2 separate regions of the Mus musculus genome follow, and region 2 is linked to region 1. The links are chromatin loops, found by intact Hi-C in ENCODE. Cell type or tissue: gastrocnemius. All regions are shown on one strand. Each heading gives the region's core, and the rest is flanking DNA. Links, peaks and the distances in the headings are about the cores only.

Evidence for each region. Hi-C counts contacts between places; a loop is a spot of excess contacts. Peaks named below come from ENCODE experiments on the same cell type or tissue, not always from the same donor. Only the 100,000 strongest peaks of a DNase experiment are listed, where the experiment ranks them.
Region 2: it touches region 1 in a loop (2.1-fold over the local background); 2 of 42 quality-filtered maps call a loop at or near these places.

The regions. Positions count from the first base shown.
Region 1 is chrX:8,066,141-8,082,679 of GRCm38, reverse strand. Suv39h1 (suppressor of variegation 3-9 1) reads left to right here and starts at 7,920. Exons shown (of 6, transcript NM_011514.2): 1 at 7,920-8,136; 2 at 10,212-10,357; 3 at 11,430-12,092. The coding sequence starts at 8,118. It overlaps Was (Wiskott-Aldrich syndrome), which reads left to right. Exons shown (of 12, transcript NM_009515.2): 12 at 691-1,214. The coding sequence ends at 746. In gastrocnemius, for the core only: no CTCF peak of the experiment used is centred there; DNase peaks (open chromatin) are centred at 7,476 and 7,955; H3K4me3 peaks cover 1,823 bases; H3K27ac peaks cover 1,569 bases.
Region 2 is chrX:8,124,178-8,137,345 of GRCm38, reverse strand. It overlaps Wdr13 (WD repeat domain 13), which reads left to right and starts at 4,488. Exons shown (of 9, transcript NM_026137.5): 1 at 4,488-5,059; 2 at 5,721-5,961; 3 at 6,981-7,090; 4 at 7,213-7,343; 5 at 8,070-8,377; 6 at 9,132-9,312; 7 at 9,394-9,535; 8 at 11,147-11,265; 9 at 11,617-13,168. The coding sequence starts at 5,019. The coding sequence ends at 11,801. In gastrocnemius, for the core only: no CTCF peak of the experiment used is centred there; DNase peaks (open chromatin) are centred at 4,792, 5,159, 5,801, 8,155 and 1 more place; H3K4me3 peaks cover 1,422 bases; H3K27ac peaks cover 1,432 bases.

The DNA.
Region 1 (16,539 bases), core at 4,009-12,008:
GACAGGGTCTGAGTATGTAGCCCAGACTAGCCTGGAACTCATTATGCATAAGCTAGCCTGGTCTCAAATTCATGATCCTCTTACCTCAACCTTCTGAGTTCTGAAATTATACAAATGCATCAGTGTGTGCAACTCCATTAACATTTGTTGTTGTTGTTTTTTAAGATTTATTTATTATTATACATAAATACACTGTAGCTGACTTCAGACACACCAGAGGGCATCATTTATGGGAGGTTGTGAGCCACCATATGGTTGCTGAGATTTGAACTCAGGACCTTCGGAAGAGCAGTCAGTGTTCTTACCCACTGAGCCATCTCGCTAGTCCCGTTGTTGTTGTTTTAAGACAGGGTCTCACTATTATGTAGCCCTGGTTGTTCTGGAACTCTCTGAGTAGACCATGCTGGATCCACTTGCCTCTGCCTGCAGAATTCTGGGATTCAAGGCGTGTGCCACCAAACCCAGCCTGACCTTTTCTTTTCAATACTGCATGGACTTGAACTCTAGCTATAACACCCACTGCTGCAATATAATCCCGATTTTGCCCAAGCTGTGCCTTCAGCAGAGAACTTTAGTCTTTCCACACCCACCCCAGGCCAAGTCCCTCCTAGACCATAGGAACTTTCTCATGGCCTTTGAGCCTACCTTCCTGTCCTGAGTAATAAATACTCTGAATCTTTCTTCCTCCAGATGAAGGGGAGGATCAGACCGGCGAGGATGAAGAGGATGATGAATGGGATGACTAAAGTCATCTTCCTTCCAGCAAGCCAGTTCCTCTCCACACTCACTCTGCCATCTAGATTCTGCTCCGCTGGCAGCTTCCCAATTCACCTGTTGGGGAACCTCATACCCAATCTAAAGTACACATGACGTCACCTTTCACCTCTCATAACTCAGGGATGAAACAGGATAAAATTGAGTCTATGTGTCTGAGTGTGTGTTCATTCACATCCTAAATGAGTAGTTTGGGTTTCTTTCCCTCACAGTCCCTTTTGGCTTTGATCTTGCTTTGTGTGTTTTTATTGAGCCTTTCACAAGTATGATCATTTATTCCTTTAAGATTTCAGCCATAGCCGGGTGTGGTGGCGCACGCCTTTAATTCCAGCAGAAGGGAGGCAGAGGCAGGTGGATTTCTGAGTTCGAGACCAGCCTGGTCTACAGAGTGAGTTCCAGGACAGCCAGGGCTATACAGAGAAACCCTGTCTCAAAAAACCAAAAAAAAAAAAAAATCTCAGCCACGTCGCCTGTATTTCTTTACTTTTCCCTTCCTCCTCCCACCCCGCCCCACCCCCATTTTAAAGAAGCTTGAAATTGGGGCTGGGAGAGGTGGCTCAGAATTTAAGAGCACTGACTGCTCTTCCAGAGGTCCTGAGTTCAAATTCCAGCAACCACATGGTGGTTCACAACCATCTGAAATGGGATCTGATGCCCTCTTCTGGTGTGTCTGAAGACAGCTACAGTGTACTCACATACATAAAACAAACAAATAAATAAATCTTTTTTTTTAAAGCTTGAAATTTTGTTATGATTTGGGAGAAAGGGGCTACAACAGTTTCAGTACATGTTTCCTAGGTTTTCCCCAAACTCTTGGGCTTATGCAACCCTCCTGCTTCAGCCTTCTAAGAGCTGGAGATCCAGACAAGTGCCACCATGTCTGGCTTTAGCCTATATTTCGTTTGTTTCTTTCTAGTGTGTGTGAGTGTGTGTAACATAAAGAAAGTAAGCCAGGCGTGGTGGCGCACGCCTTTAATCCCAGCACTCAGGAGGCAGAGGCAGGCAGATTTCTGAGTTTGAGGCCAGCCGGGTCTACAGAGTGAGTTCCAGGACAGCCAGGCGACACAGAGAAACCCTGTCTCGGAAAAAAACAAAAACAAAAACAAAAAACAACCAAACAAAAAACAAAAACAAAAACAAAAAATCCTCAAAAACATAGAGAAAGTATGTGTGGTTTGTGTGTAAGAGAGAAAGAGAAAGAAAGAGAAAGAATGTGGGGTGTGTGTGTGTGTGTGTGTGTGTGTGTGTGTGTGTGTGTGATATTCATAGGCCAAAGGCTGGATATTGTACTGGCTGTTTTTGTTTCAATTTGATACAAGCTAGAGTCATCACAGGCACAGGGGGCCTCCCTTGAGGAACTGCCTCTGTGAGATCCAGCTGTAAGATCATTTTCTCAATTAATGCTCAATGGGGGAGGGCCCAGCCCATTGTGGTTGGAGCCATCCCTGGGCTGGTGATCCTGGGTTCTACAAGAAAGCAGGCTGAGCAAGCTATGAAGAGAAAGTCAGTAAGTAGCACCCCTCCATGGCCTCTGCATCAGCTCCTGCCTCCAGGTTCCTGCCCTGTGTGCTTCATTTCTGACTTCCCTTGATGATGTGAAAGTGTAAGCTAAATAAACCCTTTCTCCCCAACTTGCTTATGGTCAAGGTGTTTTGTTGCAGCAATAGAAACCCTAAGTAGGACAGATCTATTCCTCAATTACTCTTTATTTTGTAAGATATTTTCTTGGTTTGTTTGTTTTGTTATTTTTTTTAAAGATTTATTTATTATTTTTTAAAAGATTTATTTATTTATTTATTTTATATGAGTACACTGTAGCTGCCTTCAGACACACTAGAAGAGGGCATTGGATCCCATTACAGATGGCTGTGAGCCACCATGTGGTTACTGGGAACTGAACTCAAGACTTTTGAAAGAACAGTCAGTGCCCTTAACCTCCAGCCCTTATTTATTTATTTTTATGTATGTGAGTACACTGTAGCTGTACAGATGATTGTGAACCTTCATGTGGTTGTTGGGAATTGAATTTTTAGGACCTCTACTAACTCTGGTCTGCCCTGCTCGCTCTGGTCAACTCAGCTATGTTCCAAAGATTTACTTACATAAGCACACTGTAGCTGACTTCAGACGCACCAGAAGAAGGCATCAGATCTCATTATGGGTGGTTGTGAGCCACTATATGGCTGCTGAGATTTGAACTCAGGACCTTCGGAAGAGCAGTCAGTGCTCTTACTCACTGAGCCATCTCGCCTACCCCTTTATTTTGTTATTGTTGAGACAGTCTATGTGGCTCTAGTTGTCCTGGAACTTGCTGTACAGATCAACTGGGCTTGAACTCACAGAGATCTGTCTGCCTCTGTCTCTTGAGTGCCACCATACCTGGAGACATTTATCTATCTATCTATCTATCTATCTATCTATCTATCTATCTATCTATCTAAGGAGGGTTTCTCTGTGTAATCCTGACTGTCCTAGTGCTCACTTTTGTAGACCAGGTTAGCCTTGAACTCACAGAGACCTGCCTGCCTTGGCCTCTGGAGTGCTGGGATAAAAGGCATGCACCACCACTGTCTGCTGACACCTTTAAAAAAAATGTGTGAGCTTCCATAATAGACCTAAAATCTTCACTTAGTGGGCTCATATCAATAAACTCAACCTAATCCAATTTTATATTCCCTTCACATGTATCCCACACCAATAAAATCTATTCCCACACATATCCCCCAGACTTGTGCTTGAATGAATTAGCAACCTCATGAAGCTCTTTAGTAGTGTAGTGCAGTTCCTCATGGACTGCACTTTCCACCTCCCCTCCAGGAACCTGCTTAACCTTTAGTCTGGTTATAGGTCTAGAGGCAACTGTAGGGACACTAGTATTGTCTTGCCTGGCATCAGAGAAAGTCACTGTTTGTTTAACAGACAATGAAGGATTAATTTCCTCAATCAAAGCTGAAAAGGATTTGTGGGTGTGGCTTGGGGTTCACCTTCTGCTGATCATGGAGAGACTGCTTCATGAGAATCTGGGGGATTCAAAGTTCTCAGCTTCACTAGTGTCCTCCCACACATCCTCATCCCAAAGTACAAGATCCCATTCTCTACCAACTAATGCCCTTTCTTTAACTGCCAACACTCTCCCAGGTTGGGACTTGAATTTTCACTGTAATTCAACCAACCTTGTATTGAGGACTTCAGTTTGACTACCCACCACATGAGCTCTGTGGGTGCTGTTTGTGAGCATCTGGCCCAGGTCAGTTTTTATCACTGAGTTCATTGCTGTCCTTCCCCATATCCAGAGATGCTAGAATGCTGGTTGGTTAATTTGTGTCACAGAGCCTATTCCTTTCCTTTGTTCATTTATCCAGAGATCCTGGGAGCAACCAGCTGCCATCATCATTTGCCTTATTTTTCCACAAATTGTCAAAAGTGTTACATACAGAGTCACAACTGGTGAATCAGGATAATCTTCTTAAGTTTGTAAAATAGTTCCTATCATGGGCTTTCAGTAGTCTCCAATCTCCCGAGAGAAGCTTTACTTTAGTAACTGGAGGGGCTTGGTTACTGTAGGTGTTGGCAAACTGGAAACCCTATTTCAGACATTGAAAAAATTAATCCTTGCAGGACAGTGGTGGCACGTACCTTTAATCCCAGCATTCAGGAAGTAGATGGATCTCTGTGAGTTCGAGGCCAGCCTGGTCTACAGAGAGAGAGTTCCAGGACAGTCAGAGCTACACAGAGAAATCCTGTCTGGAAAAACCAAACTAAAAAAACACAAAAAACAAAAAACAAAAAACCAAACAAACAAAAACCCAACCAACCAATCAAACAAACAAAACCCCACATATACAAAGAAAGAAAAAAGAAGTCATCCTTATACTTTCATTTTTCTAGAACCACTTGATAAACAGAATTTACATTTAATTATATATGTGTATGCATCTATTTGTTTTTATATATGGGATTTTTTGGAATGGTTTACAGGCTTTGGTCCTGGTAGTTCAACAGTAGCTATATGGCAGAATCCCAAAGAAGTAACCTTTAATGCCAATGAAGGAATGGTCTTGCCAGCTAGAGCAAGAGCAAGCAGGCAGAGAGAGAGAGAGAGAGGGACAGGGACAGGGACAGGGAGAACAAGCTTCCTTCTTCCACGTCCTTCTTATAGGCTGCCACATAGAAGTTGTGGCCTAGCTGGGCAGTGGTGGCACACGCCTTTAATCCCAGCACTTGGGGGGCAGAGGCAGGCGGATTTCTGAGTTCAAAGCCAGCCTGGTCTACAGAGTGAGTTCCAGAACAGTCAGGGCCACACAGAGAAACCCTGTCTCGAAAAGGAAAAAAAAAAGTTGTGGCCCATATAAAAGGAGGATTGTCACAAATAATCCCTCACAGGTGTACCTAGTCACTTAGGTTTTAATCATCAAGTTCAGATGTAGTGAAGTTGACAACCGAGAAGTCTTTGGAACCTTATAACCCCCGATGGAGAGCAAGAGGAGCATGCGAGGTAGCAGTTTTCTGAGACAGTGAACATGCAGGCTGTATGACACGCCTGCCAGCACTGGTTGGGGTTGATAGCTTTACAGGCTGATTCACTGACGATCCATGTCACCGCGGCTGACCAGACTACCAGATGCTGCGAATGGCTAAAGCGCCATTCTGGCTTCTATGAACCACTTCTGGCCTGAGAGAATGTCTGGATCTGTAAAGCCAAGGACGCCCTGAAAGAAACTCCATAGCTTCATTTGCTTCCAAAAACTCCCCAATTCTGGAGGTCTCGACAGCACACGGTTTTGTCTCCTGCTAGCTTTGCTGTACATAGCATCTCCAAGTGAGGCTGCTCGATCACTTACGTTATTGTCTGGCAAAGGTGCTTTGTGCCCCTTTTCCCTGCCCCATTCGGTATCTTAAATCACAAGGTTAAATAACTTCCTGACATCAAGAAATGAGTCAGAAAACTTGCTAATCAGTAACTTTTCTTGTGATTTACAGACTCCAGAACACCAAAGAAACTTTAGAAAATAACAGTTTACATGTCGGAAAAGCAGGCCACTGTGGAATTTATGACCATCCAGCCCTCCTCAAACTAGAAAGATAACTTTCCTCAGCTCCCTCAGTTGCCTTATACCTGCAGACTCTAAGCAAAATGGTCTCCGTTTGAGATAGTATCCTATCTTCTTTTGTTTGCCGACTTTCTAAATAGATTTTTTTCTTTGTTCCCAATCTGGCTTTTTCCAGTCACGAGTAAATGAATGTGGGTGCTCTAATTACAGAGGTAATCTTGTCGATTTCAAGCTGGCTGATCAAAGAGTATGGAACCTCCAGCTAGGCAGCTATTTCTGATGGCTGGTTGTCTACCTAGGCTGAGTCACATGATACTGAGCATTCTGACTAAACATCCACAGGTAGTACGGTCAGTGGGATACCTAGACTGACTACCTGCTTATCTGAAAAGGTGAGAGGGAGAATGAATGAGTCCCGGGGTTAGCTGAGGAACAGCTCTGTCAGGAAAGCTCCCCCGTCCCCCTCAGATACATGCATGGTTGCAAAGTATCCTGATAGAATCCAAGTCTCTCTGAGGAACCTAACACTTCAGAAGATTGACCCATAATGGAAATGAGAAAAGATAGAGTCATTATAGGAACCCAGCTTGACTTGACCACAGCCATTTTAGTCAACTTCAGTGGTGGTAGGGCACAGGGCCTCAGCATACTTTCCAAACCTATAGGATAAACAAAGCCATTAAGATAAGGCAGGCTCCAGCTGCAGATGTAGCAGAGAATGACCTTATCTGGCGTCAATGGGAGGGGAGGCCCTTGGTCCTGTGGAAGCTCGATGCCCCAGCAAGTAAGGGGATGCTAGGGTGGTGAGGCGGGAGTGGTTTGGTGGTGGTAGGGGAGCACCCTCATAGAAGCAGGGAGGATGGAGGATGGGATAGGAGGTTTCCAGGGGGAAAATAGGGAAAAGGTTTAACATTTGAAATGTAAATACATAAAATAACCAATTTTTAAAAAAAGGAAAAAAAAAGAAAATCTAAAAAAAAAAAAAAGATAAGTCAGGGAAGCATTTCATGATAACTACTGATGCCCAAATTACTTTAAGCTGATATTTAGTGAAATGGATTTAGAAAAATAATTGATGGGCCACATTGAAGTTTGTGTAGCACGTAACTCTGTCCTCCTGCTGTGCAGTATAGGGTTTCTCATGTCTTGTTGACACTAGAGATATGAATACGTCTGTAAATCTGTAATAATTGCACTTTGCGAAATCCTGGCTCTTTCTAACTCTTCTGGTATATGTGCGTGTTACTGTGGACTGTGTACGTGTGCATACACATATGTAGGCTAGAGGTCAACAGCAGGCATCTCCCTTGATTGTGATCCATTTTCTTTTTAATTCTTATTACATTTATTGGGTGTGTGTATGTGTGTATGCAGACACATATGTAGGTCAAAGGTCAATGGTAAGCATCATCCTTGATTGATCTCATTGTATTTTTTTTAATATTAAATTTATTTGGGGTATGTGTGTATACACCTACCAAAGTGCAGGTGTGAACAGAGGACAGCTTACAGGAATGGGTTCTGTCCTCTAAGAGCAAGCTTGGGGCTCCTGTCTCCCTCCTCCAGCACTTTGTCGCTGGGTGTGGCTCTTACATGGGTGCTGACAATAATTTGTCCTGACCTAATCCCAGTCCACTTCGGGACATGGGTGGCCATTGGAGTTTGAGACGTCTCCTTCAAGGAAGATGGAGAAAGGGCTGCCTGGCTAACAATGTGATGGGGACAGTTTGAGGGAATAGCAGGCTGCCTGACAAGGGTTGTGCTTCTATGAACTCAGACGGCTGCAGGGCACAGATGGATGCTACTATTGACTGAGTGTGAATGAAGAAGCGAGTGATGGAAACGGACATCTGATGGCGGCGACCGACTTATTATTTATTTCAATCAGGTGACTGGCTGAGCACCTATATATATGGCTCTAGGTCCACCCTGGCAGTGAATGCCTGCGCGAGGTTAAAATAAATGACTGGCAGAATTGGGGTTGCACAAAACAAGCCCTTTATGACTGGCTGACGCCGCGATTGGCTAGCAATATGACTGACAAGGGGCGGGTCCTGGAGCAAAGGCAAGCTTTGCTACTGCGCAGGCGCACTCTGAATAAAGGCAGCGAGCACGGGCTCTCGAGACCACTCCTGGTGACGGGAGGAGTCCAGGCACAGCTCCGCGGTTGGTCCGAGCCGGAGCTGCGAGCGGCGAGGAGCGGCCAATCGACTGCGCGTCCCCGGCCACGCCCGCGCGCGCTCTCTTCTCGCGAGGCCGGTTAGGCCCGAATGTTGTTAGCTGTGGAGAAAGATGGCGGAAAATTTAAAAGGTGAAGCTGTGGTGCTAGAGACGCGAGCTACTGGCCCGGCCGAGTAGAATGGAGGGAAGGTGGCCGGGGCTCCAGGCCAGGCGTCCGGAGCTACGGAGCCTGGAGCTGGAAGGCCGGCGCGGCAAACGTGGGGGCCGAGAGCGCGGGCCCGGCGCGCGGGCAGGGCGGGGCTGAGGGGAGGGGGCGCGTGCTTCGGCCGCGGGGGGCGCGGGGCTGCGCAGGCCGCGCGCGGGGTTTCTCGGCCGCGCGCGGCTGGCCGGCGCGCCTACGCGCGTGAGAGAGAGTCCTGAAGGAGAAGGTTGCGGCCACGCGCGGGAAAAGGCGGCTCTCAGTGACCGTTACCCTTTCGGTTTCCACGGGAGACGCCGGAAGGGGAGGAAGAAGTGGAACGGACCCCCTTCTCAAAATGGGGGAGCCGGCGACTCTAGGTGGGAAAGGGATCGAGGCGAGATGGGGGCAGGGTTTTCGGGTAGACGAGTCTCCCCGGAAAGCGGGACTTGGTGGGGGGGCCTCGGTGAGAGGAGGGCTCGGCTCCTCCATGTGCAGGAAAAGAGGGGTGACTTGTGCGTGCTGGGCGGGCTCCTCGGCCTCGAGTAGAGCGCTGAGAAGAGATTCCACAAGTGTGAGCCGGAGCTGCGGTGGGGAGGAGTGCGGCTGCTGGCACTGCAAATGGTATTTGCAGGCCACTTCTTGGGGCTTTCAAAGGCGTTCCAGACGCAGGTTAGAGGCTCCGGGAACCGAGAGGCCTCGGAGGAGAGGGATTAGTCTCTGCTGGGCCTTGGATAAAAAAGGATCAGTGTATATGTACGCAGTGATCTTTTTTTCTTTTGAAGTGTTTGTGTGTTCTTAGGTTACCATCTAGAGCATCTTATTAGGATTGTTTTAGATTTGAGTCGTATGATGGGAGGAGAAAAAAACCATCCTTAAAAGATGGCATTGGCTACTGACAGCATACACCTAGCATCAAGTGGTTTTGTGACATATTTTGATTTTTTAAAAATGGCTTCTAAAATTACGTTGAAGAAGGGATGTGCTCTGAAGCAAAAAAATGTGTATACTTTAAATCCGCTTCTCTTGAACAATAATTTTGGTGACCAAGAGTCATTGTCGGGGCTTACCTACCACATGTATTGTTTACATGTTCCTGAATTGAGAGCAGATCCCTTCGAATTGAGTTGTACTTTTCACCCCCGAGACAGGGATTTTTTTTTTCCTTGAGACAGACTACGGCTGTCCTAGAACTCAGAGATCAGCTTGTCTCTGCCTTTCCTGGGTCTAAAGGTATGCACCACTATGCCCAGTTTAATGTAATATCTTTCTACAATCTTTATAATTACAAAACCTAAAGTCCTTTGAAATAAAAGTCTTTCTTAAATGTGTCACTAATCATGGCAAGGGATTTTTAAAAGTGAAATTATTCAGTGAGAATATTTAATGTGAAAAATCAAGGCTTTTGCTATAGATGTGTTTGCTGTTAATGTGTTTTGAGTATAGATGGCTTAATGTCCTATGCCAGGAATTCGCCTAAAATTACTTGTGTAAAATTCCCAAATGTTTGAATTCCAAAATCCAGTGGCCCAGGAGTTTCAGATAAGTGAAGACTTTATAGCAACACCTCTGTTTGTTGCCCTAGGGATTTTTGTCCTACCCTGACTCTCTTAGTTAACGCACCCCAGTCTTTTGCAAAGTGCAAAGAGCATTGCTTAAGGCTCTGACCGAAGGTAAGTCTGCAGGCAGCTTAAGGCCTTGGATGTTCTGCCAGTGGATCCCTTTATGGACGGGCCCATTGCTACAAGCGCCACTTCATCCTTGCCATTCCAGAGTTAGGGGGCCAGAGTTTGGAGTAGAAGATTCTCCCAGATGAGGGCATAGGTCCTCTGATAGGAGAACTGGACCCTTCCATGTGCAGGGAAAGACAGGTTGATGCTTCCTGGTGTGTAGGCTTATTTCCAGGTGTTGCCCTGAGAATTGAGCATTAGGGTTCAAGGAATTGGCACTTCCTGTTGCAGAGGATCTTAGCTTTGGGTAAGGCCCGTCGATTACATTTTTGTGAGTCTTTGGCCTTCTCATTCTAGGTTGCAGTGTGTGCTGTAAATCTTCTTGGAATCAACTGCAGGACCTGTGCCGACTAGCCAAGCTTTCTTGTCCTGCCCTTGGTGTTTCTAAGAAGAATCTGTATGACTTTGAAGTTGAATACCTGTGTGATTATAAGAAGATCCGTGTAAGTCTGGTGTGAGTGTGTGTGTAGAGAGAGAGAGAGAGAGAGAGAGAGAGAAAGACAGATACTACACTGGCAGGGGACCCTCTTCTCCACCAACCCCACATCTGTTTGCAAAGAGGATTTTTCTCCTCTGATTCTTCCTGGGGGGAAATAGAATGAATTGACCCTCTTATTTCCATTTTACAGGGAGGGAAATAAAGTGGCTTTCTCAGAGAACAAGAGGCAGAATGAATCCTCCAATGCATGTTTGTTTCCACCTAGAAATACAAAACTAGTTACCAAGTTGATACTTTGTGCCTAAGAGTGGAAGTAAAAGATGGCAACAGGTAGAGTGCCCAACCATAAACAGTTACTGATGCCACAGAAGTAGTAGCAGGATAGTTAGAGGAGCCCACTGAAAGTAGCATGCTTAGTTTAAATGTAGCCTTCATTTTCTGTCTATAAAATGGGAGGGGCTGGCCGAGTATGGTGGCCCAAGCCTTTAATCTCAGCACTGGGGAGGCAGAGGCAGGTTGATTTCTGAGTTTGAGGCCAGCCTGGTCTACAAAGTGAACTCCCGGACTGCCAGGGCTACACAGAGAAACCCTGTCTTGAGCCCCCCCCCCCCCCAAAAAAGGAGGGGCTGGAGTTGTTAGAATTAGTTCTGGGTGTGTCAGCTGCTCAGGACAATACCTGCTACATAGTGAATGCTACAGCAAATTTTAGCTGTTTTTCCTTCCTTTTCATCTTTAGTTTTAGGTAGGGTTCTCCCAACCTGAAAGAGGGAGGAGGCAGGGAACCAGTGGAGAGGCACCTAACAGAGGCCTGGCTGGTCAGCAATGTTATGATGTGAATGGTATTTAGTGGGAAGTGTGAGCAAAAGAGGAACCAAGAATAACTACAGGAGTTTGGGCCTGAACAGCTAGAAAGAAGGAACAGATAGATAATTGGAAGATAGTGCAGAAAGTAGTCTGGGGAGTTGAAATGAAAAGTAGAAATTTTAACAAATAGTAAGGGGAGGGTGGAAATTGAATCCTTACTGTAGAGGGTTCTCAGCATTTATGGTACTCTCGTGTCCCTGTCTGCCTAACAGGAGCAGGAGTATTACCTGGTTAAGTGGCGTGGGTATCCCGACTCAGAAAACACCTGGGAGCCACGGCAGAATCTAAAATGTATACGAGTTCTTAAGCAGTTCCACAAGGACTTAGAAAGAGAGCTTGTCCGACGACACCGCCGGTCAAAGCCACCCAGGCATCTGGACCCAAACCTAGCCAATTACCTGGTGCAGAAGGCCAAGCAGAGGCGGGCACTTCAGCGTTGGGAACAAGAGCTCAATGCCAAGCGCAGCCACCTGGGGCGGATCACCGTGGAGAATGAGGTAGACCTGGATGGCCCTCCAAGGTCCTTTGTCTATATCAATGAGTATCGAGTTGGTGAGGGCATCACCCTCAACCAGGTAGCTGTTGGCTGTGAGTGCCAGGACTGTCTGTTGGCACCCACTGGAGGCTGTTGCCCTGGAGCATCCCTGCACAAGTTTGCCTACAATGACCAAGGCCAGGTGCGACTGAAAGCTGGGCAGCCCATCTACGAGTGCAACTCCCGCTGTTGCTGTGGCTATGACTGCCCAAACCGTGTAGTCCAGAAAGGCATCCGCTACGATCTCTGCATCTTCCGCACTAATGATGGCCGAGGCTGGGGTGTCCGCACGCTGGAAAAGATCCGAAAAAATAGCTTTGTTATGGAGTATGTGGGAGAGGTGAGCATATGGGTCTGAGTATGTGTGCAGCTTTCCCCACTCCCTGTTTGTAGTATGTGTGCCCCTAACCCTGTACCTCAAACTCTTCTGCTTTCCTGTAAGAAAAGCCTATGGTGTTGGTCTGAGTATTACAGGGACATAGTTAAAAGAACACTGAAGTATTCTGACCTCTGGTTTCATAAGGGTATATAGCAAAGCATGTGGGAACTGAACTCCAGGCAGCATTTTTTCCAAAGTATGAGGTCTGGGCATAAGGTTGCAGAACCTAGAAAGGTGAGTTTGTGGTAAGGGTCATTCTATCACAAACTGTGATTCTAAAGGAGCATGTAGGCTTGTCTTAGATGGAGGTTGGGCAATATCCCCTAGGCCGTTGGTTCTCAACTTGTGCATTATAACCCCTTTGGGGATAGAATGACCCCTTTTTTTTTTTTAAAGATTTATTTATTTATATGTAAGTACGCTGTAGCTGTCTTCAGACACTCCAGAAGAGGGAGTCAGATCTCGTTACAGATGGTTGTGAGCCACCATGTGGTTGCTGGGATTTGAACTCTGGCCCTTCGGAAGAGCAGTCTGGAAGAGCAGTTGGGTGCTCTTACCCACTGAGCTATCTCACCAGCCCCGAATGACCCTTTCATAGGGGTTTCTAAGTCAATTGGAAAATAGATGTTCACATTCTGATTCATAACAGTAGCAAAGAAAATAATTTTATGGTTGGGGGGATGTCACTACAATATGAGGAACTATGTTAAAGGGTCACAGCATTGGGAAAGAATTTCAGGTTGTCCTGGGAAAGGCTGGATGGTACATTTGCAGACTAGCTTTTGTAATCAACAGTCCTCAGATCTTTGTGGCTTAACATGTTAGGAGTTAGTCTGCATTGTTTTAAGGCAGTCTCCCTTGGTAGCCCAGGTTGACTTTGAGTTCACAGTCCTCCTGTTCTCCCCTCCTGAGTCCTGGGATTACAAATATGTGCCTAGGAGTTTGGTTTGCCTGGTTTGTGAACACGCTGATGTGGGTGTTTCTTTTTTTTTCCTGCAAGTAACTTTATTATCTTTTTTTTAAAATTAGGTATTAATGTGGGTGTTTCAATGGATATACTGTTGATATAGTGACTCAGGCACCCTATTATTACACCTGCTCCCCTTGTGCCTTCTACCTTAGGGCCTTCCGGTCACCATCACAAACCTCAGCATTTTATAGTAGGGGACCAAAGGGGAAGTTGCTAATGAGTCAGTTGCCACTATCTACTGGCTGGAAGTATGTAAAGTATGTGGTGTGTGTGTCTGGATGAGTAACTAGCAGGTGTATGCAGTAGGAAGTACCACATTGTAAGGTAAGACACTGTGGGCATTTAGAAAAATCTGGGCATATAGACAAATCTGATGGTTTGAGAGTCTTAGCATCCCTGGATCTTTACTGCCTAAGTGTGTGTTTTGTCATAATGACATTGTTCATGTATTTCCATAGGTCCCTCCTGGGTGTTATTTGCTCGGAAAGTGACAGTACTGGCCTGAGGATGTCCATCCATATCAGTGACTGATGACTAGGAGAGGCTTTCACTCTTACAAAACTAGAATAAAGGGTCAGACTCTAGCAGGAAAGACGTGGTCTCAAGGTAGAACAGTCTACAATAGACAAAGAGTCTGGACAAGGGGATGGCCATATCCTCCCCCCCCACACACACATTGTCTGTGGATACTCAAAGGGTTCCTCACAGGAAGTAGAGGGATCCTGAGCATCTGCAGTAAGAGATGGCTGTATCCCACAGTGGCCCAGTGAGCCGGAGGAAGCATGAGTTCTCCATACTTTCAGAGCTATCTTCACCCCTGAATGATTTTGGGCAGTCAGGTATATAGACATCTTTCTAGAAGAAAATGCTATTAACCTGGGACCCCTGGCACACTAAAAGGGGGGGTGTCCAGACCCTCTGGGATCTTATTCCTAGAGGTCATTCCAAGCAAGAAACAAGTTAGTTTAATTGTATTGACCAAGGTAGAGAAAAAGCCTCAGGAAGGGTCAGTCCCCTGGGCTTTGTGACCTTGCTCCTCCACTCTGGACACAGCAGTTTCCAGGAGCCCACTCACCTCTTTTTTCACATTCTTACCCATTCTCTCCATGTTATTTCTTGACTTCTGTCTTGGCATGACATTGTCTTTCTGTTTTGTTTTGGGGTTTTTTTGGAGACAGGGTCTCTCCGTGTAGCCCTAGCTGTCCTGGAACTCACTCTGTAGACCAGGCTGGCTCGAACTCAGAAATCCGCCTGCCTCAGCCTCCCAAGTGCTGGGATTAAAGGCGTGCACCATCCCTGCTAGGCAGCCATGACCTTCTTGGGCCTTCTAGTACCCTTAGACCTATGGATCCTTCTGATGGTGTCCCCAAACACTTTTAAAGCTCTTTCCATGTGGCCTCTGAAAAGTAGTACAGTACAGTACCAAGGTTGTATCCCACTCCTACCACTCAGCAGGAATCACTTTGTCTCTTGGTTGTTTAGGTTCTTTCTCCCTGTGAAGTACTGTCAATGGTACTTCTGTAAACTTAGATAATCCAAAATGCTCAAAAAGTGAAAGGTTTTGTTTTTTGAGACAAGGTTTCTCTGTGTAGACCAGGCTGGCCTTGAATTTCAGAGAAGCCTGCTTCTGCTTCTCCAGTGCTGGGAATAAAGATATGTGCCACCATTGCTGGATTGTTTTGTTTTGTTTTGGATAACCTGACCTGACTTATTATCTTTGTTTGTACGTGGGGTTAGTGTTTATACTTAATTATGTGGCACTGTCTAGATGCTCCTAAGGTGCTATATTATGAAACCACCCCTCTCCCCACCTAAGGATAGAACACAGGGCTTCCTTTATGCTAGGCAGTACTCCTCCACTGAACCGCATCCTAACAGGCAAGGTGCTATGTAATACAGAGTACCATTCCCAGTCTTGGATGGCACTGACAGTTTCCCTGTTCTTTAGGACCTTTCTGTGTTCTAGATTTTTGTTTCCACATTATTTTCACCAGGTAGAAAATACTAGAGAATACTGAACATGCATTCTGTATATATTTTATCCTCTCTGGAATGAAGGTGAGTTTTAATTAAGTGATAGCATTTCATCACTAGTAGTTTCTTGGGTTTTTTGTTTTGTTTTGTTTTTGGCGGGGTGGAGGGCATACAGAATAAAGATGATACTTGTTGCAAAACCAATCCAAAACATTATTTCACCAGAGAGGTGTCATGTAAGAAGTGGTCCAAGTTACAAAGCTTAATAAAGTGAATGGTAGGAAACGCCTATTTAAACCCAGTGCTGTGGCAGGCCTGCTGCCCCCCCCCCTGTGAAAGTAAGCACAGGAGGGGCTCCTAGCCACTGACTCAGTTTCCTAGTCTCATTCACATCAACAGCCTTATTTATTTTTTTTTATTTTGGCTTTTTGAGACAGGGTTTCTCTGTGTAGCCCTGGCTGTCCTGGAACTTACTTTGTAGACCAGACTGGCCTCGAACTCAGAAATCCACCTGCCTCTGCCTCCAGAGTGCTGGGATTAAAGGCGTGCGCCACCACTCCTGGCTCTTATTTTTTGTTTTTAAGTGTGGGTGTATATGTGTATGTACACTGGGTATGCCTGGTGCTCAAGAACCAGGAGAGGCCATAGACGGTTTGGGGAGGGGGTCATGTTCAAGACCGGGTTTCTCTGTAGCCCTGGCTGTCCTGGAAATTATTCTGTAGATCAGGCTGTGCACCACCACTGCCCGGCTGAGGCCATAGATCTTAGGACTGGAATTAAAGTTCTGCATCTCCATGTGGGTGCTGGGAAATCAAAACTAGGTCCTCTGGAAGAACAGTAAGTGCTCTTAGTCAATGAGCCATCTCTCCAGCCCCTCAACAGCCTCTTTAAAAAAAAAAAAAGGTTGATTTATTTAATATATATGAGTGCCCTGTCTTCATGCACACCAGAAGAGGGCATCAGATCCCATTACAGATGGTTGTGAGCCATCATGTAGTTGGTGGGAATCGAACTCCGGACCTTTGAAAGAGCAACCAGTGCTCTTAACCGTCTTAACCGCTGAGCCATCTCTCTAGTCCCTTCAACAGCTTTTTTAAACTGCCTAACTCCTAGACCATCTGTTTTCCTTGACAGTCTGAAGCGCTACAATAGAATAGAATGGAAACAGGGATGGGACATCATAGGTGAGAGACAAGGAGAGCAGGTTAAGCCTGGAGGCTATGACTCATCCTCGTGAGACTGGAGGAGCAGGTAGGGACCAACAGATGGAGTGGGGGAGGATGTGGACATTCCTTAAGGTTTGAAGGTGGCTCAGAAAAGAGCCAGTCTACTGGTGAACTAACAGACTGGCTGGCTTCTGAGGGACTGAGGGTCATATGATTCTCAACGAGATAGGAGGCTACCTCAGCATACTTTGCCTTACATGAGTATTGTTGTGGCTATTGCTGGATCCTTCAGGAGAAA
Region 2 (13,168 bases), core at 4,417-12,416, 54 kb before region 1:
TTTTACTAGTATGTGTGGTGGGGCAGGACAAACGATACCTGCTTCAGGACTCATGAATAGGATCTATATAAACTGAAGTGTTGCAATAGGGCTGAAAAGGTGGCTGAGCAATCAAGCACCAAGTGATGTGGTAACAGTGCCTCTGCACATAATTTTAGGGATGGCCGCCACACACGAGGCAAGTGGCTAAAAGAGACTGCATAATCTAAGGAGTAGGACGCCTTCAGAAGGAGAATAAGGCCGTACATATTCAAATAATGGGACATTAGCCCAGCATGGAAGGAATAAGACTTGGTTCAGAACCAATAAGACTTGGTTCAGAATTGGGGAGCCCATTTCCAGACTTAGGAGTGAACATACGCTCAAGAATGGATTTCTGAGACCAGAGGAGATTTACAAGTGGACTGGGCACTTAATATATAGGGGCATGCGGAGTTAGAAGACAGATGCCACTCTTGTCAACAGCATTAGCTGGCTGCCAGAGGTTGGTGATTTCTTTAGTCCCCAATATGGTTACATCTAGTTTGACTTCTGAGTCTCAATTCGAATTCAGTTTTGTACACCTGGCTATGCATAGTGAACCCCTCAGGATATACCTCCACAGTGAAGCACAGCATGGCGCCGTGGTGTCATCCTGGATCCTGCTAAAGGCAATGGTGTTGTGGGTTTAAGGTTCGTTTCATAACCTCCAGAAACTGCTGGTCATGAATTCATACAACACAGACTCCAGCACTCACTGGCTGCTGATACCTGCCTCTTAGTTACCAGCTGACTGCCATCTCAGCTGATTCAAACTAGCATCTTCTGAGCAGGTAATGACTTAAAAGTTGATAACCTGACTGTGGTAATGCATGCCTTTAGTGCAGCACTGGGGTGGAGCTCAGACCTGATCTGCACAGTGAGTTCCAGGATATAGCCAGAACTACATAATAGGCCTGTCTCATAAATAAATAAATAAATAAATAAATAAAATGGGAAAGAAGTGTGGTGGTTTTTTTTGCGGGGGGGCAGGGGGGGAGGTGTCTTCAGAGGCCATCAGATGCCCTGGAACTGGATTTCAGGCACTTGCAAGCTGCCAGGTATCCTAGGAACTGAACTTGGGTCCTCTGGAAAAATGTCTGCCTGAAATACCTTGACAGACCCTTAAATTTAACAGTAAGTGAATGCTGGTCATGATATAAAAGGGGACCTGACCTATAGGGGTGCAGGGAGATGTTAAGGAGGTTAATGAGGAAAGAAGGGTACAAGTGAAAGCAGAAGTTGGCAAGAAGCCAAAAGGATAGTCGAAGTATTTGACTTCCATTTTGTAAGTATCATGTACCCACTGGTGCTCTTGGAGACCAGAAGTGGGCAGTGAATCTCTGGAAGGAACTATAAGTAGTTCTGAGCCACGTGATGTAGGTGCTGGGGTCTGAACTCAGGTCCTCTACAAGAGCAGCAAGTGCTCTTTAACCATTAAGCCATCTTCCCAGCCCTCAAAAATATTTGGAAATATAATAGAGCAATAAATTGTATGCTAATTTATGAAATAAAATTTGGGCTGGAGAGATGGCGCAGTAGTTAAGAGCACTGACTGCTCTTCCAAAGGTCCTGAGTTCAAATCCCAGCAACCACATAGTGGCTCACAACCATCCATAACAAGATCTGACACCCTCTTCTATAGTGTCAGCTATAGTGTACTTACGTATAATAAATAAATCTTTTTTAAAAAATAAAAATTTAAAATTAGCCTAACCATGAAAGCTAACAGAATATAGTAGATTTCAGATGCTAGCTAAAGCTCTCTGTGTATTAACTCATCCAGCCCTCAATACCTGTGGGACAGGTTTTTGCAGGTGAGACTGATTCACAAACAGGTTATAGGATTTGTCTGAGATCAGCAGAGCCTCTCCCAGTGGCCAAGTTCTATTGCCTTTTGAAAAATCTGCTTCTTGAAACAAAAGCAAATACACAAAAGCTAGCACAAACCCTTTGCATTGATGCCTTGTTTGCATTTAACCCTGTCATTGTAGTATCCAAACTGGACACTTATCTCAGGAAAAAAGGACCAGCAGGATAGCTCAGTGGGTAAAACTGCCAAGGGTGAGGACACTAGCTTCATCCCTGGTACCCATATGTATGCCATCCAGTGACCTTCATACATGAACTGGTATGTGTGTCCCCTCCCAAATACCTTTTTTTTTTTTTTTTTTTTGAGACGGTTTCTCCATATAGCCCTGGCTGTCCTGGAACTCACTTTGTAGAACAGACTGGCCTCGAAATCAAATCCGCCTGCCTCTGCCTCCTGAGTGCTGGGATTAAAGGCGTGTGCCACCACGCCCCGGCCTCCAAATACATTTTTTTGTATTTATTATATCTAAGTACACTGTAGCTGTCTTCAAACGCGCCAGGAGAGGGCATCAGATCTCATTATAGGTGGTTGTGAGCCACCATGTGGTTGCTGGGATTTGAACTCAGGACCTTTGGAAGAGCAGTTGGTGCTCTTAGCTGCAGAGCCATCTCACCAGCCCCCAAATACATTTTTAAAACACATTGATTATAGTGTTCTTTATGATTTAAAAAAATGTGAAAATAAAGTGTGGCTCACAGATGTGAGGGGGTGCTAGTCCTCTGTGCTGTGGACTCGCATCTATAAAGGAGAGACTGGAAAAGGACCCACAACATTCCTATTAAGATTTAATTGGCTGGATGTGGTGATGAATAATGTAGTCCTGGCTACTTGGAAGGTTAAGACGGGAGGATCACAAAGTCTAGGCCAGTCTGGAAAATTTAGCAAGAAAGTCTCAAAACAAAAAACTGGAGCCTGGTGACAAGTTTTTAATTCCAGCACTGGGGAGATAAAAACAGAAGGAAGGGTGAGAAATTCAAGGCCACTCTCAACTGCGTATCCAGCTGAAGGTCAGCCTGGCCTAATTAAGACTTTGTCTCAAACAAAAAACAATAAAGGACACTTGTGATGATCCAATACCTAGGCAGTAGAGACAGGAGGACCAGCTCAGTTATCCTCTGTAACATAATGAGTTGGAAGGCAGCCTGGGTTACATGACACGTCGTTTTTAAAACAAAAGGTACTGGCTGGCCTAGGATGTCTAAGGCCCTGGGTCCTATCCCCTGTACAATAAGAAATTAGATTAATGCATGCAAGCTACTTAAACAGTGTCCAGCACTCTATCCGATGAATACTTAGGGTCTTGTTAAGGCTACATGTTTGTGCCAAGAAATAATTTATTCTTTTTAAGCTATATTGCAGGGGATATTTTAAAACACTGATAGGGTGACAGAGGAGATACCAATAGGATTCACTTACCTATTTTTTATTCCTCACTTCAGGCAACCTAAAAAGACATTATTTAGTTGATGGTTAGTTTTTTGTCAGCTTGACACAAGTTATGGTCACTTGGAAAGAAGGACCCTTAACTGAGTCTCTATCAGACTGTCCTATGGGGATACCTGCAGGGGCATTTTCTTGCCTAATAACTGTTGTGGGCAGGTGAGTCTGGGTTGAAGAAGCAGGCTACAGCAAGCCTTGAGAAGCAAGCCGATAAGCAGTGTTCCTCCATGATCTCTGCTTCAGTTCCTGGCTTGATTTTCAGCCCTGAGCTATCTCCATCCTGCTTGCTTGCTTTTTTTTCTTTTCTTTTTTTGACACAGGGTTTCTCTGTATAGCCCTGGCTGTCCTGGAACTCACTTTGTAGACCAGGCTGGCCTTGAACTCAGAAATCCGCCTGCCTCTGCCTCCCAAGTGCTGGGATTAAAGGCGTGCGCCACCACGCCCGGCGCTTGCTTGCTATTTAAAGTATGTAGTCCAGGATGTAGTCCTGGATTTGACTACATAGGCCAGACTGCATTCGAACTCATGATCCTCCTGCCACTCTATCCCCTACATCACCCTCTTCTAGGATTACCATTATGCTAGACTAAACATCTTGAATTTCAACCTTGGAATTTCTGTTTTTGACACTGAGAGGAATACTCAAGATACAAATTCTAGCTTAAGGTGAATATAACAGACGATTGGGATACTTTCCTTTCCTTAGGTCACAGCCCCAAAGCTTGTTTTCCTAATTGCATATTTTTATTAAGATACTCAAGTTTCCTAGGGGTAACCATTCAAGTCCAGTTAGTCCCAGTGAAGATACACATGGATTCTTCCCATCGCATAGGTGTTTAGAGATTCATCACTGCGCTAGGAACTAGAGAATGTTCCAGGAGTCAGTCTCTGCATATATTTTATTTGCCTGGCCAAATGTGTGCTGCTAAGAAGCAGCCTAAACCACTTTCATGAGAAAGTCTTATTTCTGATTTTTAGCTAGTGGTTGGCACACGCATTCTTGTCCTTCTGATCACAGTACATTATCCCTGTGTATACAAAAGGTGTCAAGAGGGAAATGAATAGAACTCAAGGGGTGGAGCCTCGGTCCTTGTATGGGAAACTACAGTCCTTTAATGCGCCTGCGAGGCTCCCACGCCCCGGGAAAGGTTCCTATCGATTTGCTCTGTGCTCCGCAGCTCTTTCTCGTTGCAGGCAGCCATCTTGCCTGGAGCTTGAGACAGGGAGAAGAGAGAGAAGGAACCGGTGACACTGGGCTCAGGGTCGCCGGGGGGGGGGGGCGCCTCAAGAGCTAGGGGTAGCCCCGGAGGTGGTCCTGGATCCTGAGCTATGCTCTAGGACTAGAAAAGGGAAGGCGGAGGGCAGAAGGCTTGATGGGTGGGGAATGTCAAACAAGACTTGCTATGGGGGGGAGGGGCGTTGCTACGGCAACTGGAGAGGGCGGGGTCATGTCTGAACTGCTGCTGTGAGTCACCGGAGTGCTGCCCAGGAAAGGCAGGGCTGGGGTGATGACCACGCTAACGACCCAGTGGGATTTCGCGACATCACCTGTGTGGAGGGACTTCGTGTCTATGGCAACTGTCACCTGGTGGGCGGAACTAGATTTTCTCTGCCTGGGACGCTGACATTCCAAGCCCTTGCCCTGCAGGCTCCCGCAGGCAGACAAACCAAAGAAGGAAGCCAGGGAATGGCCGCGGTGTGGCAGCAAGTATTAGCAGTGGACGCGAGGTGAGGCGTGGGGTTGGAGCCCATGGGAGAGGAACTTACTGTGGTGCATGAGCAATGGCGATAAGTGCAGCTGGGCGGAGAAGTTGGCTGGTGCGGCTGCGTGAGCATGCGCAGTAGCTTGGTGTGGGATAGTCCTGCGGTTAAGTGGCCTGGGCTGGAGCCGGTTCTAAAGAGCATGCTGGGAAAATGCGGTTTGAAATGGACATGCGCAGACTGTCTTTGAGTGGGTAGTGGAAGTCAGGCTGGTGACTTCCTATCTAGTCCCTCATTGCTTATCCTCTTCCCCAACTTTTCTCGATATCACTACCCTACTATTATTACAATTGCTACCCCATACTAACCTCTACCGTTATCTGACCCTAACCTCCATTGTTGTACATTACCAATCTGACGTATGTCATCATGCTAGACTGATATTACAGCTGGCCCAGACTGACCCCAACAGAGCTGCAAATTGACTATATTGTCGCTAGAGTGATCTTTTCATCATAACCACTAATTATTGCATAATTGCCCCCCATCACAATCCCAAGAGAAATCCCCCTTTGCTGCTCTTGTTCACTCTTACCATCCCAGTCACTGCCAAACCTTGTACCACCTCGAGCTGATTTATTCCCTCTGTCCTGTGCCTGCTGCCTGCCCTGCCTCCTGGACCCCACAGGTACAACGCCTACCGTACACCAACGTTTCCACAGTTTCGGACCCAGTATATCCGCCGGCGCAGCCAGCTGCTTCGGGAGAATGCCAAAGCTGGTCACCCCCCAGCATTGCGTCGGCAGTACCTGAGGCTACGGGGCCAGCTATTGGGCCAACGGTACGGGCCACTCTCAGAACCAGGCAGTGCTCGTGCCTATAGCAACAGCATTGTCCGCAGCAGCCGAACAACCCTTGATCGAATGGAGGTGAGCTCCTAGCTGCACCACCCGCCATGTATCTCCCCTGCCTCTGTAGTCACCATAGTTTTTGGTCAAACATCAGTGATGTACAAAGTACTGTTCCAGGTCAGTAGAGGACTAAAAGGGAATAGAGAAGCCAAGTCAATGAACATTGATAAGCAGACAGTGAATTAGATAAACACAGAGCAGGTAAGACTGATGAGTTGATAATTTACCATGGTATAGTAAGCAATGCAAAGATAGTAACATACAACAGACTTAAAAAGCAAAAAGGAACACAAGTGTTTGGTGCATGGATATAGTTCAGTAACTAGCGTGATTGCCTAGTATGTATGAGACTGATGGTTCTATTCTCAACATGGCCAAGAAGAATGAAAAGTCACTGCTTTGAGCTAAAGGAGGGAGCTGTGCTTAATAGGGAAGACTTGTCTGGGGAGGGAACACCGAAACCTGACAGAAGTGAGAGACTGATTTGAGTGCTTCTCTGGGAAGAAAGTAGTCATCCCTTGTGAGGAAAGCATGTATGTACTAAGGATGTTTGGAACAGGAAAGGAAGGACAGAAACAAAGGCACTAGTGAAGAAACTGTTGAAACCACACAAGTGAGCAGTGACAGTGGTGGCTGGCGCCATGTGTGGTGACGAGAAGTCAGGCCCCAGATTTAAGCTCATCTCAGAGATTAATTTCTATTTATTTATTTATTTATTTATTATATGTAAGTACACTGTAGCTGTCCTCAGACACTCCAGAAGAGGGAGTCAGATCTCGTTACAGATGGTTGTGAGCCACCATGTGGTTGCTGGGATTTGAACTCCTGACCTTCGGAAAAGCAGTTGGGTGCTTTTACCCACTGAGCCATCTCACCAGCCCAATTTCTCTTCTTTTTGAGACAGGATCTCACCCAGACTGGCCTCAAATTCACTGTGTAGCCAAGGCAGGCCTTGAGCACGGTGACCTTCCTGCCTCAGTTTCCCAAAGTGCTGGAATTAGAGGTATGCACCATCCCCAACCCTCTTCTCTTTGCAGGACTTTGAAGATGACCCCAGAGCCCTGGGGGCTCGAGGACACCGCCGATCTGTCAGCCGAGGTTCCTACCAGCTGCAGGCACAAATGAACCGTGCAGTCTATGAGGACAGGTACATACCAGAGGCAGGCAGGGGGTGGAGATTCACCAGGAGGAGAGGGGCCCTGGGACGTGGCAGTCTGAACACCCATACCTACCTCCTATCACCCCTTCCCACCTCCTGTTGGGGCTCAGGCCTCCTGGCAGTGTGGTACCCACGTCGGTGGCAGAGGCAAGTCGGGCCATGGCCGGGGACACGTCGCTGAGTGAGAACTATGCCTTTGCAGGCATGTACCATGTTTTTGACCAACACGTGGATGAGGCAGGTGAGCTAATGGGTGGTAGGGCCCATCACCAAACATTTGTTCAAACAACTACCCAAGGCATCCTTTTCTAGAATGCAAGGCCTCTGACACCATACCTCAGAAGGAGGAAATAGCACTGATAAAACCTTTAGCAAAGCCAAGCAGTGATGGCGCACACCTCTAATTCCAGCACTCGGGAGGCAGGTGGATTTGAGTTCGAGGCCAGCCTGGTCTACAGAGTGAGTTCCAGGACAGCCAGGGCTACACAGAGAAACCCTGTCTCGGAAAAAGAAAAAGAAAAAAAAAACCTTTAGCAAATGCAAAAGCCCTCTTGCAAAGTGGTCCAAGAAGGTTTTGGTAATGTAGGTACTGGAAAGAGCTACACAAACCCAAGAGAGTCCTTTGTAGCAGGCTGCCTGAGTGTTTGAGTCTCTTAGAAGAGTTCAAAACCTTTGCTGATGGTAACTCCCTTGTAGAGGCCACAGTGGGCCACAATGTGTGGATGGTTTTGCAAACTCCTGAGAGCTTGATTATTGTAAAGTACTCAATAAGACAGTACAATTTTTGCATTGCAAAAGACTTTTGTAGTCCTCAAAGTGTCTGCTAAGATTTAGAGAGCATTTTGGCAGTAGGCCTTCTAAGATTACAACTGCCTTTGTCGGCCAAGGAAAGTCCTTTGTTGAGGCTACTGTTCCTTGTGCTCAGTGAATGTGTTGACTCCCACAAATGGCTCCTTGGCATTTGCAGTCCCAAGGGTGCGCTTCGCCAATGACGACCGGCACCGCCTGGCCTGCTGCTCCCTGGACGGCAGCATCTCCCTGTGCCAGCTGGTGCCTGCCCCACCCACTGTGCTCCATGTGCTACGGGGCCATACACGTGGCGTCTCGGACTTCGCCTGGTCCCTCTCCAATGACATCCTTGTGTCCACCTCCCTCGATGCCACCATGCGCATCTGGGCCTCCGAGGACGGCCGCTGCATCCGTGAGATCCCTGACCCTGATGGCGCCGAATTGCTCTGCTGCACCTTCCAGCCAGTCAACAACAACCTCACTGTGGTCAGGCTCCAGGACACCTGCTCACCAAGGGCGGGCATGCTGGGTCTGGAGGGCTGTCCTGGGGCACTAGAGAATAAGGCTTAATACCCCCAAGTCCTATCCCAGCCGTCCTGTGGTCAGACTCAAAGGGAAAGAGACCAACGAAAAGCACAGTTTGTGGTCTGGAATGGCCTTGCTGTGTAGACTTGTGTGTAGACTCCCGAGCTGGGATGGAGGGGTTGTCTCCTAGCCCTGGGATTCCACTGGTCCCATCCACCACAGTCTCACAGTTTTCTGTCTACAGGGGCTGCTGCTATGGGGCAGGATGATGAGGCTGAAAGCTCATCTAGTCTGTCAGTGGCAGCCCCACTGTTGTCAGACTCCAGGACAGACTGGCCAGAGGGCAGAGGAAGGACATGGAAAGTCTGGCATGACCTGGGGGGTAGGGAGTTGAAATATAGGGGAACAACAGGCCATGAGTGAGCTAGCGCTTGGGGCTCTGTCTCTTTGTAATGGTAGCAGCTCATGGGCTTCAGGAGGGGACAGTCCAGGGTATAAGGGAAAGATGTAAAGGTGTCACAAGGCGAGGTTTTCAGACTCAGAGACTAAGACTGCTTTGGTCTCGTGAGACCAACTATTGTGGGCATTTTGAGGGCACAGCTAAGGAGTAGGAATTGTGCCTGGGTCACCTTCTGGTATACCTGGCCTGGTCCCACTGTGTTAAACACAAAGGACTAGATGGCTCAGAATGATGGTGTATGCCTGTCACCCACAGGTGGGGAACGCCAAGCACAACGTGCATGTCATGAACATCTCCACAGGCAAGAAAGTGAAGGGTGGCTCCAGCAAGCTCACCGGCCGCGTCCTCGCCCTGTCCTTTGATGCCCCTGGTCGGCTGCTCTGGGCAGGCGATGACCGCGGCAGTGTCTTCTCCTTTCTCTTTGACATGGCCACAGGTAGGCAGACCACAGACTTCGGGTTCGGTACCCCTGGTTTTCATTCTCCCAGGACTCAGTCCTTGTCCTCCACTGATTCAGGAAAGCTGACCAAAGCCAAGCGACTAGTAGTGCATGAAGGCAGCCCTGTAACCAGCATTTCTGCCCGGTCCTGGGTCAGCCGTGAAGCACGGGACCCCTCTCTGCTCATCAATGCCTGCCTCAACAAGCTGCTACTCTACAGGTGGGTTCCTCCCCCAGAGTGGAACAAGAACCTGTCTCTGTCACATTAATTTCACCAAGGACAGAGGACCTCATAATATGATGAGGATAGGGTCGGAGATGTAACTTAGTGGCAGAGTGCTGATCTAGCTGGTACAGAGCTCTGTGTTCCATCCCCAGAAACACGCCACATACACACACACACTATATATCTATATCTATGTCTATGTCTATATATTTGTGTGTGTATATATATATACACATATATATACATACATATATATATATATATATATTTATATAGTGATTCCTTACCTACTATATATATATATACTATGCAATAATGGTGATATCAATAGCAACATAAATAGGAATAGCAGTAATAAGACTCTACATGAACATTGCTATGGCTAGGTCCCATTCAAAGCACTTTGTATATATCACCTTATTTAATCTTCACAATCAGTGGTAGAGCACTCGCCTAGCATGTATAAGGCTGTGGGTTCCACTCTCAACATTATAACTAAAGAAAAAACCACCAGCACCTATTCCTCTTTCCTTGTTTTGAATTTTTCACGTGTGTGTGTGTGTGTGTGTGTATGCTTGCATACCATGGAGCATATACGGAGGGAGGTCAGAGGACAACTTGTGGCAGTCTGTTCTGTTCTTCATGTAGGTTCTAGGAATGGAAGTCAAGGAATTGGCAGCCAAGGTTCTAGGAATTGGCAGCCTGGCAGCGTGTGTCTTTATCCACTTGAGTCATCTCTACAGTTCCCTTTCTTTATTTTTGTTTCTTTTGTCTGGGAATTGAACCCAGAACCTTGCACATGCTAGTAACACACGTCACCACTGAGATATACCCACAGCCTATATTATTGTGTTGATTTGATTTGGGGACAGAATTCACTCTTCCCACTCGCTTCTGTCACGGTACGATTCTTCAGCTGGGGTGTATAAAATGATAGGCAGAGCTCCTTTTGGAAGGTGTGCTGCTCGCACTGGGCATAATAAGCTCATGTACAGTACTTGAGAGGCGGAAGCAGGTTGATCTATGTGAATTCAAGATGAGCCTGACCTACCTACATAGCAAGTTTCAGGTTAGCCTGAACTACACAGCAAGACCCTGTCCTAAAATAAACAAGCAAACAAAACCTAAGGGGCTGGAGAGATGGCTCAGCAGCAGTTAAGAACACTTGTTGCTCTTTCAGACGACTGAGGTTCAGTTCCCAGCAGTCATGCCAGCTTACACCTGTCTGTAATTCCAGCTCCAGGAATCTAACCCCTCTTCTGGCCTCTTCTAGTACTATACACACGTGGTGAACAGACGCAATGCTGGTAAAACAGCCATACACATAAAGTGAAAATACATAAGTATAAAGAAAAGTTAGCGTGATGATACACACCTATGATGCCAGCACTCAAAGGCCTGATGCAGGAGGATCATTGAGTGCAGGAGCTCAGACTCAACTTGGACAACAAAATAAGGCTCTGTCTCCAAAGGAAAAGGAAAATCGAAATTGTTTGTACATTGTAAATATCTGAGATGCGGGATTCAGAGCGTATACTGGCCCATAACTCGTCGTCTCCTGAGGCTGAGGCTGTGCCCTGACCTTCTCTTTTGCTTTCTCTTCAGAGTGGTGGACAACGAAGGGGCGCTACAGCTGAAGAGAAGCTTCCCCATTGAACAGAGTTCCCACCCTGTACGCAGTATCTTCTGCCCCCTCATGTCCTTCCGCCAGGGGGCCTGTGTGGGTAAGTACTTAGGCTCTGAGGACCTGCAGCCAGCCTGGTTCCAACAGCATGACACCCGTGATTTCCTGGGCCCTGTGGTCTCTTGTGCCCTAACAGTGTTATGCCTAGAGGCTTTAAACATGGAGCCACAAACAGTTTGAGAACGCCACAGCTGAGACACAGAGCCCGCACTGTCCTCAAACCTCACATACTCCTCACCGAACCAAAGGAGGCAGATGAGCTCCTATCTAGGGATGGTTCCTTGTAGACTACCCCAAGCTACCTGAGGCCCTCACACCTCACATAACCTCAAGACTTCATAGTGGGGGTGTCACCTAGCCCCCTGATCGCCTTTCCCTCTCATCCGGACAGTGACAGGCAGTGAAGATATGTGCGTTCACTTCTTTGACGTGGAGCGGGCAGCCAAGGCTGCTGTTAACAAGCTGCAGGGCCACAGCGCGCCCGTGCTTGACGTCAGCTTCAACTGTGACGAGAGTCTGCTGGCCTCCAGTGATGCCAGTGGCATGGTCATCGTCTGGAGACGAGAGCAAAAGTAGGGTTCTGTCACCCTGTGCTGCCCACTGATCCCTCCTCCTTCACTCCAGTCTTGCGTTATAAATTAAATTCCTGTGGTTGTGTTGAAGGGCTCTCAGCTCTCCCACCAGGAGGCAGTAGGGAGCTCTCAGGCCTCCAGTGGAGTGGGGACCAGTTCCTCGATTGTGCAGTGATGTGCTCATCCATTCAACAAGCACTTGCTGAGCATCTGCTGTGATGTATCACGTAGGCATGCAGTCAGTAGAAGGAGGGAGGGTACCAACTGTGGTCAGGAGCTGTTCTGGGAAGTAGGGATACAGCTATGGCTTCAACTGAAATTCCTACCCCTGTGGGCTGGCATCCCAGCAGAGGCAAGCATACAGGAGACAGACGTTCTGAGCTGTTCTGGGAAGTAGGGATACAGCTGTGGCTTCAACTGACAGAAATTCCTACCCCTGTGGGCTGGCATCCCAATAGAGGCAAGCACATGGGAGACGAAAGTACAGCCATTCCTTGGTGTAGAATTTGCTTTATAATTTTTCAACTTTATAAATTTTTGACCTTCCAGTGGTAGCGAACCACACGCATATACCCAGTTCTGGTTTTCTCCTTTCAGTATGGTGTTCAGTAAATTATGTGAGCTAGTCACTTTGTTATAAAATAGACTTTGCATTAGGTAAGTTTGCCTAACTGTAGAATAATGTCAGCGTTGTGGGCACATTTAAGGTAGGTGACACTAAGCTAGGGTGTTCGGTAGGTTAGGTATATTTATGCATTTTCAACATAAGACAGTTCAAGACAGATTTGTTGGGGTCTAACCCCGTGTGATGAAGTCACATCTGTATATAATAGAGTTAAAGATGAGTGCTAGGAAGAAAAGCAAAGGGCCAGATGAGCTTGCACAAAAGGGAGGGGCAAAGTCATCAGGAAGAGTGTTCCCAACCAGATGACAGTTTTAAAGATCTGAGTGAAATAGAGCCTGGAATAATGTGATTGGGCGGAGTGTATGAGATGATGGGAGACAGGTCTTTGGGACATCTTGGGCCATAGCAAGGAAGGAAGCTTTCCTTATTCCCTGAGTGAGGAAGGTGAGGAAGGCTCAGACAGCAGTAGGGAAATTAGGTGCAGAATGTTAAGTTCAACCACGGGGCTTTCACCAGGTTAGGTTGTCAAACTCCCCAACATTGGCAGCTACTGTTTGGGTGGACCCCACACTTGCCTGTGCGTTGAGTTGTGTCCCACAAGCAGTGAGCAGAAGTGTCGAGTTCTTGGAGCTAGATTAGCATGCATACAGCCATGAACTCTGGGGCTGAGCCACAGTTCCTGCTGTGGGGTGGAAGAAACAGAAAATCTCTAAGCTCACCCCTGTCTCCTGCCATGTCTATCTGGG